2 separate regions of the Homo sapiens genome follow, and region 1 is linked to region 2. A link is a loop called in an ENCODE intact Hi-C map of the cell type or tissue named here. Cell type or tissue: endothelial cell of umbilical vein. All regions are shown on one strand.

Region 1 (8,000 bases), 720 kb after region 2:
TCAGGAAAGAGGAAGTATAAAAAAAAAGACGGCCATATAGAATTCCTCTTCGCATCTACATGTAGCCTCCTCTCAGAAAGACTGATTTCTGTGTGGGAAGAGGGTGTGGTTCAACTTTTGCCCAGCAGGGAGAGGTCCCACTAGAAAAGTATCAACCAAATGCTTATAGGCAAGATAATCACTGATTGTTAAATCTATTCATCATGCCCATAGCTAAAAATGGTTTAACAAATAAGTATGTACAATACATTTCCTTAAATTACTCAGGGACCTTTAACGTTAGGAGTTTTTTGGTCCTGATCCACCAAGATAAGAAAGGAGGTGAATCTTATCTTGCCCTAGTAGGAGTGTGTGTGTGTGTGTATGCATGCACATAGACAGACAGACAGATAGATAGATAGTCCTCAACTTAGAATCATTCACCTTAATGTTTTCCACTTTTATGATGGTGTCAAAGCAATATGCAACCACGAAATTTCAGACTTTAAGCATTGGTGATTCTTTAACCAAAGACACTCTGAGCTACATTTTTTACTTACGATATTTTCAACTTACAGTGGGGTGTATTGGCATGTAACCCCATTGTAACTCGAGGAGCATGTGTGTATATGTTTTAAAGGGACATTATCATGTTTTCCTAGTCTTATCTTAACTCTTATTTATACCATCCTGTTTCCTTAGATACTTGAATGTGTATGGGATTTCTTTCCTAAAATCTTGTCATAAATAGCAAGAATATAGTATAATCATGTTGCCCTGCCCCCCCCAAAAAAATTTCTTTCTTTCTTTTTTTTTTTTTTTTTTTTGAGACAGGGTCTCTCTCTGTCACCCAGGCTGGAGTGCAGTGGCACGAACTTGGCTCACTGCAACCTCTGCCTCCTGGGCTTAAGCGATCCTCCCACCTCCCAGCCTCCCAAGTAGCTGGGACTACAGGCGCATGTCACCATCCTTGGCTAATTTTTTTGTGTTTTTCGTAGAGAGGGGGTTTTGCTGTGTCACCCAGGCTGGTCTCAAACTCCTGGACTCAAGCAATCCACCTGCCTCGGCCTCCCAGAGTACTGGGATTACACGTCTGAGCCACCATGCCCAGCCCAGAAAAAAATTTCTATCATCTTTTGCTACCATTTTTGCTGGCACTACTAAAAGCATTAAAATGTGACAGCAGTTCCATTGCCTCCACATCTATGTACAATTTCTAATACCATTTTTGCTCTGGTGCTGATGGTTTCCTGATATCAGGTAGGGTGGAGTACAGGGATGCTTCTACCAGGAGTGTGATTATACAGCCACTGCCTTTATTTCTGGCTTTGCCTTTGTGATATGGTCTATCAGATGATTGATAAAATCTATCTAGAGTAAGGATATAAGACAAAATAAAGATACTGTAATTAAGGGGAAAGGGAGGCTAGAGGACATGGCTCAGTATCCCCAAGTCTTTTATTTAGGATATGGGTTCAGCTACTTCTGACTTGACTTAAACAGTGACAAAATAACAATGGCTTAAACAAGATAGTTTATTTCTCTTCATGTAAAAATTTGAATGACAATTTAGTGAAGGTGACAAGGGCCCACGCTTCTGCTAAGGTCCAGGCATTCCTAGAGTGGTATATGATAGATCATATGGTATAAGATAGATCACTTCCATAGCCACAGAGTATCCAGTTATTAATACAAACAAATGAGAAGAGGAAGGGGAGAGCAAGTCTTTCTTTGTTTTTAGAGCACAATCCAGAAGTTGAATTCCTATCTTAGTCACATTAAATTGGCTAGAGTATCGTTACGTAGTCAGACCTAGAGTTGCAAAGGAGACTGAAAAAATGCAGTTTAATCTGAACAGCCATGTGTCCAGGTAAAAATTCTGTTATTAGGGAAGAAAGAGAGAATGAATATTGGGAAACACTTTCAAGACTCCCACACCAAAGTACTACCTAAATATTTTATTCTTCCTATGTTTGTGTGAGGTATTGAGGTTTTATAAATGTGCACATAATTTTGCAATTGTATTTTTATTTATATTACACAGTAAGAAAAACAGAATGTTCTATATTTATAGTCTTCCTGTTACAAATATGCGATTAGAGCTTAAAGAGTCATAGTATCAGAATTAGAATGTTAATATTCCCACTCAATATACTGAGGTCTCATTTTCATTATGGTGGGTTTACTAACTGCCCCATATACTTCGCAGGGCTGCTTTGAAGCTAAAATGAGATCATTCATATGGGATCACATTAAGCTGCTAGAAATTAGAAAATGTACATGAGATAGTATAAATTTTACAGTCACTAATTTAAGTTTCTTTTCATTAGACGCTGTTGGAAGCTCTGACTGTGGCAGTTGTTGGTAAGCCGTAACTGCATTTCTATATGTTATAATAACTTTTTAATGTAGATAGATCTTTCAGGTAAAAAGGTATTTGGGGCTAAAGTTTAACATCATGGAATATCATATTTCAGAAATATAGCATAGGACAAATAATTTCTAAAGTATAAGCAAAAGTTAGATATTTATCGTTTACATATTTCAGCTGAGCTTAGAAGTGGAAAAGAAAAATAAAAGGAATGGAGAACAGTATTTCATTTGTTTACCCATTTAGAAAAATAAGACAACTATAGCTAATCTTTTCCCTAATTTAAAGTTATCATCAAGTAACTGAGAACATGTGTTCTGAGCCACGTACTTTGATCATATGTATGAGCTTAACTCCTTTAACTGGCCTGTGCCAAACTGAACTGTGCTTTAACATTATATCCTCATATTTTATCAAATGGCACTGCAAGAAACAGTGGTAATTTCTGCTCTGTATTTCATGTTAAATATGTGTTTGAAGGCCGTTTCTGTTATAATTACTTGATGTACCCTATGTAATGCCTCAAATAAAAAATTTCAGTAAATTAAGAATAGAAATTCTGATTGTCTCAAAATGGTTAACCTTGAGTACCAAAAAGGTCAGAGTTAATTATTACTCTCCATAATAGCAAGTTGTTTATCCTTATAGTTAATATATTTAACTCTTCCTACTTTGTCATTAGTTTTTTTAACCTTTCTATGCCAGTTTTGTTTAATCTGTATGTTTTTGTAATCTCTTTTTAAAAGAATCAATATAAATAAATAGTAATAAATAATAAATAGGATTGAAGCTTCTTAACAGAGAAAGGAAGTATTATTAATATTTACTTATTATTAATGTTACTTACTATTAAGGTTATCAAATCCATCTCTCCCTTCTCCAGCCCCTACTATGTATAAAGAATGTAGGAGAGAGATTCATTTCAGGATTATTGGAATTGGGGGTAGAAAAACATAGATGAGGTAATCTGAGAACATTATTTTCCTCAGTAATTGCAATATCTTTTCAACCTAATCGTATACTTAAATTACTGACAAGAAGCAAAATGGACTTCATGTCTTATCTTTTCCATGTTCACCTTCCTAATCCTGTAATGGCATAAACAGAGAAATTCCAATCATGTAGCATTTAATGATAGAAAGAACATGAATAATTACTCCCCTGAAAAATTAAAAATTACTTAAATGGCTTTGGGTTCAAAGCAGTTAACCTCCAAGAGGTTATAACTTTGCAATTTATTAAAATGTTAAGGAGTTTTATTACAATAGCCATAATTGAATGGATGATTATTCTAAAATTACAGAAAGGAATTTGGCATATATTCAGTAAACCCCAAAATAATGTACTCCAAGATAATACACATTTGGATATAAAGCAGTTAGTGGTTGGTTTCTGTCCTCTGCAGGGTAAGTGAATGGTAGGCAACCCCAGACAGCCCCAATATTTTTCTTTCCCAATTTCCTTGATTTGGGCTGATAAACCAAGTATAACTAACTAGATGATTGCTGGATTTGCTGCTACTGTCCAGGAATTCCCAGCCAGGCAGGAGACCCAGAATCATCCCTATTGATATTTAAACCATAATGGACAATCACCACAGATGGTGGTAAACTGTGCCTGGGACAGAGATGGCTGAGAATCACTCCCATACCTGTAGAACTCCAAACTGGCTACAGGCGTGATAGCTCTCCAGTCATTTCATTAACTTGGTAATAATGTGACCTCTGATTTTGTATGAATGAATTTTTTGGAGACTGTTAATTGCATTATGGGTGTGGTTTCACTGTACCCATGTAGTCAAGGATGGATAAGAAATCTTTTCTAATTGTTTTTATTGGCATAAAGTACAGGAGAAAATGAAGCATTTCTATAAAATGCCAGAAAAAGCTGTTTTGTATTGAGCATGTTTATATGCATGTTAATCAGTGTTTTAATTTTACAGTTACTTTCTATGATGTATATATTATTCTGCAAGCTTTCATACTGACTACTACAGTATTTTTTGGTTTGACTGTGTATACTCTACAATCTAAGAAGGATTTCAGCAAATTTGGAGCAGGGTAAGTTGTATATATTCTTGGATATAATAGATAGATGTCTTTAATTATTATAGGTGGTTTTGAGGAATGTGCTACACTGTTATTTTTGGGTACTGTCTTTTAAAATGGAGGGTAATAAGAGATCATCTCTTTGAGTACTAGGGCCAGGTCCTACTCCTAGAACATACACAGAAATGGAAAGTGGCTTTGACTTATTTGCTTCTCTCCTATAGTGAAAGGGAAGTGAATTAAAAAAAAAAATAAGCTTTCCAGAGAGTTTAAGCTTGTATGCTTTATTAACATTATGGAATTTACTGAAATTACTTCAGTCTTTGTCTTAGCATAAATGTTACCAAGACCATCCACGTCTTCTTGGAAGAAGCGCTGTAATTAGTACAGGTATTGAAAGGGTCTGCATGAACTTTAAGACCTTTTGATCCATCTAGATTAACCTGTATCCTTCCTCAAACAAATATACGGAATGATCCTTTTTATATTAGGATTATGGTACAGCATTGCCCTCACCTGGTAGGAATGCATAGACTCTTTTCTAAGCTCACAGTGGCTTCCTGTTGGCACAGTCACCCAACCGTTTTCTTTTTCCTGTTACAACACTATTTACAAAACTCTGCTCTTGCTAAACTTTCTTTCCTCCCCCACCCCTTTTATTCTGGTAATCCAGAACACCAGAAGTCTCTATTGAGATAAAATATAGTTGGTCAGCCAACACTGACAATTGCGCGAGCTGCTTAAATAGTTTCATTAGAATGGAGTTTGATTTAGGGAGAGGTAACATTTTCTATTTTCTTTTCCTTCTTTGGAAGGATGTTTCATACATATTTGTGTGGCATATATGATGAAAGTTTTGTTCTACTTCCTCTTCTCAACCCAATCTCCAACTGTTCCCTCCCTTTCATTAATTCCAGTATCATCTCTCTTAAATCCTTTTCTGGTAAACTTGCCTTATATTTCAGCCTCTTCATAATAAATTTACATTGATTGATAGAAATGGTATTACAGTGATCATATATAGATCTGAGACCAGATATTTCTGAAGTGCGTCTGTCTGTGTCTGCTGTTTCTGATAATTCTTATGATATTTTCTTTCTTTAAGTGTTCAGTTATTTTTGACTATGTAATTGTCCTTGAAAAACTATTTGTTGAATTTCTTTGAGGCCTTGATTGAAGGTGCACTTTTCCATACAGTATTTGGGTTTTCGCCTAGCATCTGGGAAAACTATTGGATTGGGTCCACTTGAAACTAAATTCATGGCTTACGATGTTTTCCCAACCACACAAGTGTTCTTCAGTTAGACTACAAATCAGCAAAGGGATAGCTTGTGGTGACAATTTCCCAGGGATGGTTCTTCTCTGCCCCCACCCCGCAATTTACCCCTGCTTAGTGCATTGATGACTTTTCTTGTAGTTGGGCAAATTCAGCTACAGTACTATGATTACTTCTTTGGGTTTCCACTTTTACCTAGATTTTGATTTGATAATTCCATTCTACCTTGACAGTTATTTGATGTTTTTAAGAACGTATTCTTTGTTTTCTCTTTTATGCATCATTTCAGTAGTTTTTCGGGGTGGGACAGGGGCAGTAATTAGTCTGGAATAGTTCTTACTTGCTGTAGTACTGGAAACGGAACCCTTTCAAAATTGCCTCTTACCTGTATTACTACAACCAGCCTCTCTATTCTCCAGTCTTAACAGTTTCCAGCCTCTTTTCCACCAAGCAGTTGGGTGATACAAAAATGGAAACTTGATTACAGTATACCTATTTAAAACCCTAACACTTCACTACTGCTCTTGGTATACAGCCCAGTTCTCCACTGAATCACATCTACTGCTATTAGTTACTGGATATTGCCATGTAATGACTCTCTAGCAAAATCCTAATAATAATTATACTTTGGTCAGTATGCCATAGATTCAGCTACTTAAGAGTAGCACTTTATTGCATTTTAAATAAAACTTAATGGCACTACTTACTGTGACGCCTCAAAGCCAAAGTGGTTGTGGAAGCTGAGTGCCAAAATGGATATAAAGACCGAGGGAAAAGATTTTCTGTGAAAATATTTTCTAAAAAGTTTATAGGCTGTTCCTTCTGACCTGTTTATGGGACATAATAGGGACTGAAGAAGTGCGTTAAATGTTTGGATGTATGGTAGTATCAGGCAATGGTGGCAGTGCTTCATAGATTGACTTAAAGCTGTGATGTTTTTACAACATCATTATCCTGTGGTAATTCTGCCACAAAAGGAATTAAATCTCAGAACTACATATGATAACTGTGGCAACTGGTCATTGGTGTGCTAGAGTTGCCTTGTGCCAGCTTATGAGGCATCTTGCAAGTCAGTTGTTAAACTGCTGGAAGTTTAAAGTAGGCCATGAAGGATGTATGTACACCACAGAAATTAAGAAGCACTACAAATCAGGGCTCATTTTCTTTCCTAGAAAGTCAGTTTACTGGTACATCACTGTTTGTAAGTTATTTTTTATTCTGTGCTTCTTGTTGAGAGGGATGAGGGTAGGATTTGTCAGTCTTCTAGATGGAGTTGTTAGAATAGCAAAATCAGCACTATGTCCATGGTATATCTTATCTATATTCTCAGAAAATTTGCTCTCTTTGATGCTTAAATATTTAATGAGATGTGAGTCAGAGTAGAGTGAACTAACAACTTAGGCAGAATATTTGTAGGACATGACTTTCAAATCTTTACCTGTTACAGTATCTACAGAGAATGCTGTCATAAACTGACAAGTCTTAGGCTGAATTTCTTACCAGAAACTTACCAAATGGAGCCTGTGACCCTAAATAACTGTTTTAGTGTGTGTACACTTAGGTTGCTGGGTGGGGCATGCTGCTTAACCAGGGAGCCTAAGTGTGTCAGATTTCAACTTGGATGTTGTAGTGGAGAAAAGGTATCTGTTTTAATATGTATTGTCAATAGTGTCTGATCAGGCTCAAATGTAGGATCTTGTCCAGTTAGTGAATAAGAGTAAATTAATGTCCAGTGACCTCTGGCAGCCCTATCCTAATGTCTTATTAGAAGCCCACAAGAATTGGAGAGGATTTTTCATGGGTCTCGTGTTTCTGAATGTCTTGTGAATGATGTGCTGACTGCTCTTTGTTCCAGACAATCTTTTTAAGGGTTTTTTTTTTCCAATAGTGAACAGCCTGGAAAGATAGAAATAGTGCTCGCTAGAGCAGAGGGCAAGCATGTTTACTTTCCATTATAAAAAAGACTTGCTTCCCTAAATTCAAGGTTCCTCTCTTGTAACACAACCCACTGTGTGTGTAGGTGTCATGTGGCCCTCTTAGCATCACCTGGGCCCTGTCATAAAAATGCTGATACTACTGTTATTACTGTAAACTGTCCTTTATCTCAGACCTAGGAGCTTGATGCATCCATGAAACTGTGCCAGGCTAACTTGTTAGCCTGCAAGTAGGGTAATATCTCGGATGCTGTAAGTTCTTAATATCACCTTCCCCATACCCCATGGTGCAGGAACGTTGGAATTTCCCTAGGCTTTAAGAATGAAAAAGCAAATCCTAAGTCCCTTTCAGTCCTGAAGGATCTATGTTGTGAGGTAGCATGATACCTCAT
Region 2 (8,000 bases):
ATGGTTGGATGGATGGATGCATGGATGGATGGAGTAATGAACAGAATGTGTTGTTGACCTTTTAAAACAGTATGTGTCAAAATTTTGGAGGTCCCTTTGCAGCTAGAAAATAACATATTTCTATCCATGCAAAAAAAAAAAACTACCACAAAGATCTGCTAGCTCTATTTAGATAGTCTGTCTTATTGGCTTCTTACTCTTAAGGAAAGCGTTTTCCTCATTGTCTAAAGAAAAAAGTTATAATCTTGAGAAAAAGAATAAGATTCTTTGATTAGGAACTGTTCTTTTTTACATCAGGAATTTCATCACAGTAAATCTTGATTTAGTCCAAAGATACAAATACTTAAGAATATACAGCCAACTCTGTTTCTGCTGGTAAAAATAGAGGTAGAATCAACATGAACTTTTTTCATATTGGATTTTAGAGCAATGGTCTTCTTGCCGTGCTTCCTTGAGCTAAAATACTGAAAGTCAGATTTTCAACTTGCTGCTGGGCTTTCATCTTACAGTTCCCTTATCCAGATGTTGAATTATTCTCTTACTCATTTAACACAGCAGATCGTTACTTCTAATTTAAAAATTAACTATAGGTCTGGGACATATACAAACAATGCTGCTTCTTGGTCACTGACTTTTTAAGGGAACATTTAAATTTTTCAGTTCTACAGTTCAAACTGCATCCTAACACATTTCATTAGAAGAGAGATCTGTATAGCACTAAGATGGTCAACAGTTCCAGCCAGTGGACTATGTATTTCAAGAAATATGCCAGAGATAAGAGATTTGAACTACAAAAGCCTTTGAGGCAGCAATAATTTTCTGGATTTGATCTGCAGAGTAACAGGGAGTTTGATAAAGGTCAGCATTTTCTAAAATGCTATAAACAGGTCTTATATTTTATTTTTCAGAGACAGGGTCTCTCTCTGTCACCCAGGCTAGAGTGATCATAGCTCACTGCAACCTTGAGCTACTAAACTCAAGTGATCCTTCTGCCTCAGCCTCCCAAGTGTCTGGGACCACAGACCCACACCACCATACCCAGCTATTTTTTTTTTATTTTTAATAGAAATGAGGTCTCACTGTGTTGCCCAGGCTGGTCTCGAACTTACAGGCTCAAGCAATCCTACTGCCTCAGCCTCCTGAAGTGTTGGGATTCCAGGTGTGAGCCACCACACCCAGCCCTAAACAGACCTTTAAAAATTATTTTATATGGTCAGATCATATTATTGATGACTGATCTTTGTCGACCTAGTGTAGATCTCAATTCAAGAATATTTATGGAGTGTCAAGTTAATAAGTATAATGATTTATAAAATAGTCTCTGATATTTGGAGTTTATAGACTGTTTGGATGGATAGGACATGTACTCAAAAATCATGGTGTATATTGAGGACATGAAGAGTATTTTAAAGAAGAAAAAGAGAAAAAAAATTGAGTATCATCACTTTTGGCAGGGGTGGAAGAGAAGCCATGAGATCCACTCGGGATCCACACATGTGAAGTGCTTAGAGGGCCCCTGGTTGAAGATACTCTTTGTCAATGGTGGAGATGGTTCATGTGATTAAGCAAGATCTTGCCAAGTGTTGGAGAGGGAAGGGCATGCCAGTTGAAAGAAACAGCAGTTTCTGCTCAAAACCTTCTAGTGGTGGCACAGCTCCCTCAGAATAAAATTCAGCAGACTCACCCTGCCTTACTGGGCTCTCAGTACAATTCAGTGTGGTCCTTGGATCTCTGCTCCTCTGAGAACTGCTATGGGTCTGTGAGGAGACAGGTTCAGAAGCTTTTTGTAGCAGTAGTTATTGCACTGACATTTTAATTGCATTTTATAAAATTATCGATCTGCAGTGGATCCTGAAAAACAGCCAGTTCTTTAACACAGGGCGTATGAGGAACACTGCCCTGTATGATATTCCCACTGCATCTTCTGCTCTCCTTTCCTATCATTTTTATCCTTATTGCCACTGGTGCACCACCTGGCCTTTTAGTTATTCCTTGAACACTCCAAGCATACACTTCTCAGAACATTTACACCGACTTTTTCCTTTTGCTTCTCTGCTAGGAATGCACTTCCTCCATATAAATGCACCTTTCTCTCCCTCCCTTCCTCCAGATCTCTGTTCAAATGTCATCTTATCAGAAATACTTTCTCTGATGACTAAACACACTTACTCACCACTCTTCTTACCTTGCTTTATCTTGCTTCTTACAAGTTATTAAGTACTAATATATTTATAGATTTATTTATTTATTGCCTGTCTTACCCTATTAGAAATCAACTTCAAAAGAACAGGAACTTATTTATCTTCAATGTTCTATATTCTTAGCACCTAGGACAGTGTGTTACACATAGTTGGCTTTAATAGATACTTGCTCTATGCCTGCATGAATGAATAAATGGCAGGAACAATGAATTCCAATGGGGCTCAAAAATGTAGGTACACTTTGGGGAATCGTAAGTAATTTGGCTTAGAAAAAGAGAAGGAGTTTCAGTCAGCCTTAGTTTCAGTTAGTTTAAGTGGGCAAAGCCATATTTTGGTCCTAGACTTCAACGCATATGAGCCAAGAACATTATTCCTTTTTCTGAACCTAATCAGATGCTACGTTATCATCCAACTTTACATGTACTTGTTTTGTCTCGGTGTTTCAATAATAGTACAACATTTCATATTTTAAGTTTCATCATTATATCATTTAAGAGATTGCTCACAATACTGTGGTTTAATTCCCCTGAAACTGCAGCACATTGGAAATTCATATGGATATGGGAAGAGAAGAGTAATGCTGCCTTAACCACATAGAGAGATGGAATCTAGACTGCATTCTCTCTGCCAGTACAGCAGGGCCCTTAGGCATGGAAATTTATAGATGGGATTCATCCCTCGGAGGTTGATAAAGCTCTGTTGGGGAGGGACTTTGACAGCTGGAAAGGTCAATTTTCCTAGACTACTGAGAGATCCTACAAAATGAGACAAGACAGCCAGAAGAGAAATCTGTGTCCCTCACCCCGCCATGCTCTTCACCCTGTGGGCACTGTGCTGTTTCCTTCCTAGGGGCTTTCAGAGCACCTTGGTGTCACAAAGAAGAAAACAGTCCCATTCATGGGTAGTGAGGAATCTATTTTCTCCTTTTGTAGTGGCCTAGTCTACAGAGAGCTTACATAATTAATGTGCCCCAGAAAGCTGTTTAAATTAATTATGAAACTGGCCTCCAAGAAGTATTCCATGGGAGGAAGTACTTTAGGTGTTTTAAGCTAGGGGCTGGGAGTCCCAGGTTCTTTTTTCATCACCATTAGGATTTTGTGACCTAAGGCAATTCACTTAATGTTCCTCTAAAGTACCTATAAGATACTTTATTGATCCATATTTTATTCATACTTTCCACTTCAGAATCTTAGGAAAACCTCAGTAGAGCCAGTCTAGGAGTCATTGAGTGAACACTAGTAATGCCCTTTGTGATCCTCCATAGAAAATTGCTTAACAGGACCTAGTTACATATATTGGTTCTAACATCCCAAAGTAGATATTTCCTAGCACTCATCATTATTCTTTAATGTGTCCAGTTAAATCCACACATCTGCCTAATTTTTTTTAATTGAAGACTGCATGAGACCTGAGACCTAAATGATCTGTTCTTGTGACTAGACTGAGTACTAATTCAGGTAGGAAATTGTTAAATCATTTCCAAGTTACAGCATTACTATGGTAGAACAAATTGCGTTTTCCATGAAAGATATCAATAAGGACTTACATAGGACTTATGTCTTTTCCACTTATTCTTTTCTTACCATTTGTGCTAAAGAATTTTGACCAATTTTAGGATTCAAGAGGAGCCTGTTTTCAGAAGTGAAATAGATTAGAAAATTATAGTTTTTATTTTATTAATATCAATTTGTTGTTTGTGAGAGGTGCTGCAAAATAGTGTGAACTATTATTTTATTGATGAAGACAATACTCATGTAAACTTCAGTGGTAATAAGAAAACTAGATTTTTCTTCAGAAGAAAGAAACAGTTCTTTGTTCTCCATGGCCATGTGGGATTTCTGTATTCAGCCTTTAGCCCCACAGCAATATGCGTATCTCTATAAAATTGTTCTACTTTTCTAAGCAAAAGAGCATAGGGGCTATAAAATCTTCTTTCTGAACAAGCCAGTGCAGAACTGTGTAAGTTGCCTTCGTTTGTGTAAATCTCATTGAAAAGCTGCAGGAAATGTTTTATTATTCCTGGAGAGCATCTTGCATTTTTTTCTGCTGCACATCAGCAGCTGTCCAGCAGATGGCACTGTGTGGTAACCAGATGACAGTTGCCTTTGCAAATGTGGCTGTTTGCATTTCTGGCATGTATATTTATAAATACTCATTCTGTTAACATTACAGCGTAGGGTATGACACTTTTTTGAAATACAAGGTATTAAATGCCAATGATTTATAAATGTGTATCATATGCCAGAATATTATTATGTATCATTACCCTCTAGAAGAGGTATAGTAAAACTGTTAATGTTTCCTTAAGGACCTTTTTATTTTTCTGATGATAAATATTGGAGTTCACTTAATAGCTTGTCCTAATAAGGTAGAGATATATCAGCAAATAGTCTCCACACTGATATTATCCTGGGTAGCCCTCCCCTTTTTTGTGTGTTGAGGAAGGGACATGGTTGAGCATAGTGTAATGGCCTTGAATGAAATGTCCACAAACTGCTTTCTGTTGCCACAATGTGGAATATAGTGGCAGTCAGAAAGTAAGGAAAGAAAACTAGCATGTCGTTCACTCAAAGTGTGGTTCTGGAAGCATGGGTCTATCTGGTGCTTATAAAAAAGGGAGTATCTTGAGGCCCACTCTAGACATTATGTATCGCAATATGCATTTTAATAAGATTCTCTGGTGATTCATAGTCACATTAAAGTTTGAGATGCATTGACCATAAGGCCTCCACATCTTTAATGTAAAGCAGGTGTTGAGAGCCTAATCTGCACCAAGCAGTGGACTTGGGCTTGTGTTGCAGATGTGGTCAAGTCAGGATACCTACCACCGGGGAACTTACACTCGGTGAATGGGCAGCATGTTACAAAAAGTACACTTCAGCAAAAAAGTACAATCCAGCAAAAAGGATTTCCTTTCAAATGTGAAGAGGATAGAGGTGAGGTGATAGCAACTCTGAAAGAAGCTTATTATAAATTGTATCGGATTATTGTCTCAACACACTTTCAAAAAGGGGCTAAGAGACGAATGCTCCAAGTGCCCGTGTTTGGTACATATTATGCTGAGGTTCATATTTAATCTTTGTAACAACTCTAAGAGATAGATACCACTGTCCTGAAAGGAAACTATGCAAAGCATTCACACAGCAAGCACGTGATGACTTAAAGCTTCCACCTAGTTGGGTCAGACTCGAAAGCCCAAGCTTCTTCAAGAAGCTGCCTCCTAGAAGCCCAGGCTTTTCCGATAAGTTATCTATCCTTATAGCCCCTGCTATAGATAACAAAGGAAAGAGTTGATTTCCGGACCAAGGATCTGAGGATCTTATATTAAATTGTAAATTTTGGAAAGTTTGTAAGTTAAGCACTTAAGGTGACTTCCTGACTGAAGGTGATGATCACTTATATCTTGCATGTGAGTCATCTGAGTTTCTACATCAGGATGCCTGGAAATATAAACAGAGCCCTGCCATCTTAGGAAAGGAGAAACTGGCTGCAGATAGGGGACCTTCAGATGAAGAATTAGTAATAGGACAGGACTATCTATTAATGCTGAGCTGAGGAGGACTAAGAAGCCAAGTATTTTCCCCCAAGTGCAACTGGTGCTGCCTGCTAGTTAGTGTTCATCAGGATGTTGAATAACACAGCCCTGCAGCACCCACAGAGCACTATTTTTAGGAATTGCCCAGATTGACAGTGATCTCTTCAAAACCATTTTCTGAGGTTAATATAGTTGTAATTACCTACACTTATATGATACTGCTTGTTTTGTCTAAGTTCATTTGATGAGTCTCCCATAGAGAATGGAATTAGACATCCCAGTAAGATAAGGGATGGCAACTACTTTTTGTTCCTGTAGATTAGGAGGATTGTTGCTCAGTCTGAGAAAATTATTTTATTCAGAGTCACTTTTTTTTCTACTTGTATTATTTATTTATGTAGTGTACTTACCTGAAAGCATAAATTAATATTCGAGTTTGAATAATGGTTTAGAAGCAGAATCATGTGCAGTTGGCAAAAATGAAACTTGCTTCTTGTGAGGAACTTATGGACCATACACAAATGCTAAAGGAACTAAATAGCTTCTATTTCTGTGATGGCTAATACTGGTTTTTTTTTGTTTTTTTGTTTTTTTGTTTTTTTGTTTTTTTGTTTTTTTTCAGAAAATGTGGAGAATATGCTAGTCTTTTGGGCCTCATTTTGCTATTTCCTGGCAATTTGTTGCGTTTAGTATTTTAGAGTCAAAAATGGTTTTGCTTCTGGCTTATTTGGCTGATATCAATGGTGAATTCACATTCCTTCATATGGCTCATATTCCCAAATGTGCAAAGTGTGGTGTAGGGTATGGTAGAAATTGTTAGGAAAAAATACCTGGACAGATTCATAGGGATTATGTAATAGGAAAACTAAGCCAAAAAGCCTAGTCATGATGGGTATAGTGATCATTTGTTGATGGGCAAAGTTATCTCATTCTTTAACGGAAGAGCTCTGATACATCAAAATTTTCCCATAACCAACAACCACAAAAAAGTCACCAAATTAATGCTAAAAATACTAGATCTTTTTTCCAGGATGATATTTTTCTCCACTTCAATTAGTATTTCCCTCATATCCCCCTCTCCCCCCATACCACTAGCTCATCTTTAATTCTTAATATTTCTTAATTTTGCTTCACTTCCATGTCTCCTTGGAGTAGAGGATTTTCTTTTAAATGCAAAGAGGATAGAGGTGAGGTGATAGCAACTCCGAAAGAAGCCTATTATAAATTCTGTTGGATTATTGTCTCAACACACTTTCAAAAGTGGACTCTTGACCACTTAAAGTTTTACCCTTATCTTTCTTTATAGGAAAATGAAGTGTTTCCTAGAGAAACAGTAGACACTATTACCTAGTATTCCATCTGGGGGAGAGTTTTAGTAGCTAGAATCTGCAAAAAAAAGTCAAAAAATGCCAAGAAACACAAGTCAATTTGAGTGATTTTGAATAATTTATATTTTTAAGAGTAGTTCCAGGATATATCATACAATAGATTCACTTTCATCTTAATTTCTTAAGCATAAAAACTGAGTTATGAAACCTATGGTGTTGAAAGTAAATTCTTGCAAAGAAGCAGTAAGAGTGCCATATATTATATATATAATTTTCTATACTTTTATAGCGTTGTTTTAGTAAAGAGCATACAGACCATTTGGAAAATTAGAAAAATGATCTCTTATATATACAGTAATCTCCTAACCATATTATTAAATTATGGAGAATATCTATTCCTTTACCATGCTGAATAACTTCATAGTACTGAAAGTGAAGACATACATTAACACCCCACCCTCAAAACAAAAAAACATGGTGAATATTGTTGAGAGACTTGCCCTGGAAAGCATGATCAAAGGAAAGGTAGGCAGTGTTTCCTCTATAAACCTCACACTCCTGAGATACTGAGCTACCAAAAGCCTCCAAGGTGCTGCACCAGTTCACACTTCTGTGCTCGACATTAATATGGCTTTACCTGTAGTTTCAGACACTCCATCATCTCTGCACACTTGATAAGCTTGTACTTATCCTTCAAGACTCAGCTCAAGTGTCCTCCAGTCTTTGAAGCTCACTGATCACATCTCTTTTCCTCTTTCTATGATAGCTTACTACTCTTATTCTTGTCTCCCTATTTTGAATTTATATGATGATATGCCTTACCTCCCTGCACCTCAAAATGAGCTCCTTGAAGTCAGGAACCACATTTTATTCATTTATATATCCTCAGTGCCTAGAGCATAGATGGAAAATACCCAGCACTTAACTTATGCCTCC

What was found. Hi-C counts contacts between places; a loop is a spot of excess contacts. Peaks named below come from ENCODE experiments on the same cell type or tissue, not always from the same donor. Only the 100,000 strongest peaks of a DNase experiment are listed, where the experiment ranks them.
Region 1: it touches region 2 in a loop (22-fold over the local background); 4 of 110 quality-filtered maps call a loop at or near these places.

What each region holds. Positions count from the first base shown.
Region 1 is chr12:66,142,251-66,150,250 of GRCh38, reverse strand. It overlaps TMBIM4 (transmembrane BAX inhibitor motif containing 4), which reads left to right. Exons shown (of 7, transcript NM_016056.4): 4 at 2,310-2,343; 5 at 4,293-4,410. Among named protein-coding and RNA genes, the nearest start is that of LLPH-DT, 16 kb to the right of the region's middle. In endothelial cell of umbilical vein, a CTCF peak has its summit at 4,935; a DNase peak (open chromatin) is centred at 4,920; H3K27ac peaks cover 1,112 bases.
Region 2 is chr12:66,857,615-66,865,614 of GRCh38, reverse strand. It overlaps a transcript of GRIP1 not described here. Among named protein-coding and RNA genes, the nearest start is that of GRIP1, 180 kb to the right of the region's middle. In endothelial cell of umbilical vein, a CTCF peak has its summit at 4,271 (motif pointing right); a DNase peak (open chromatin) is centred at 4,264.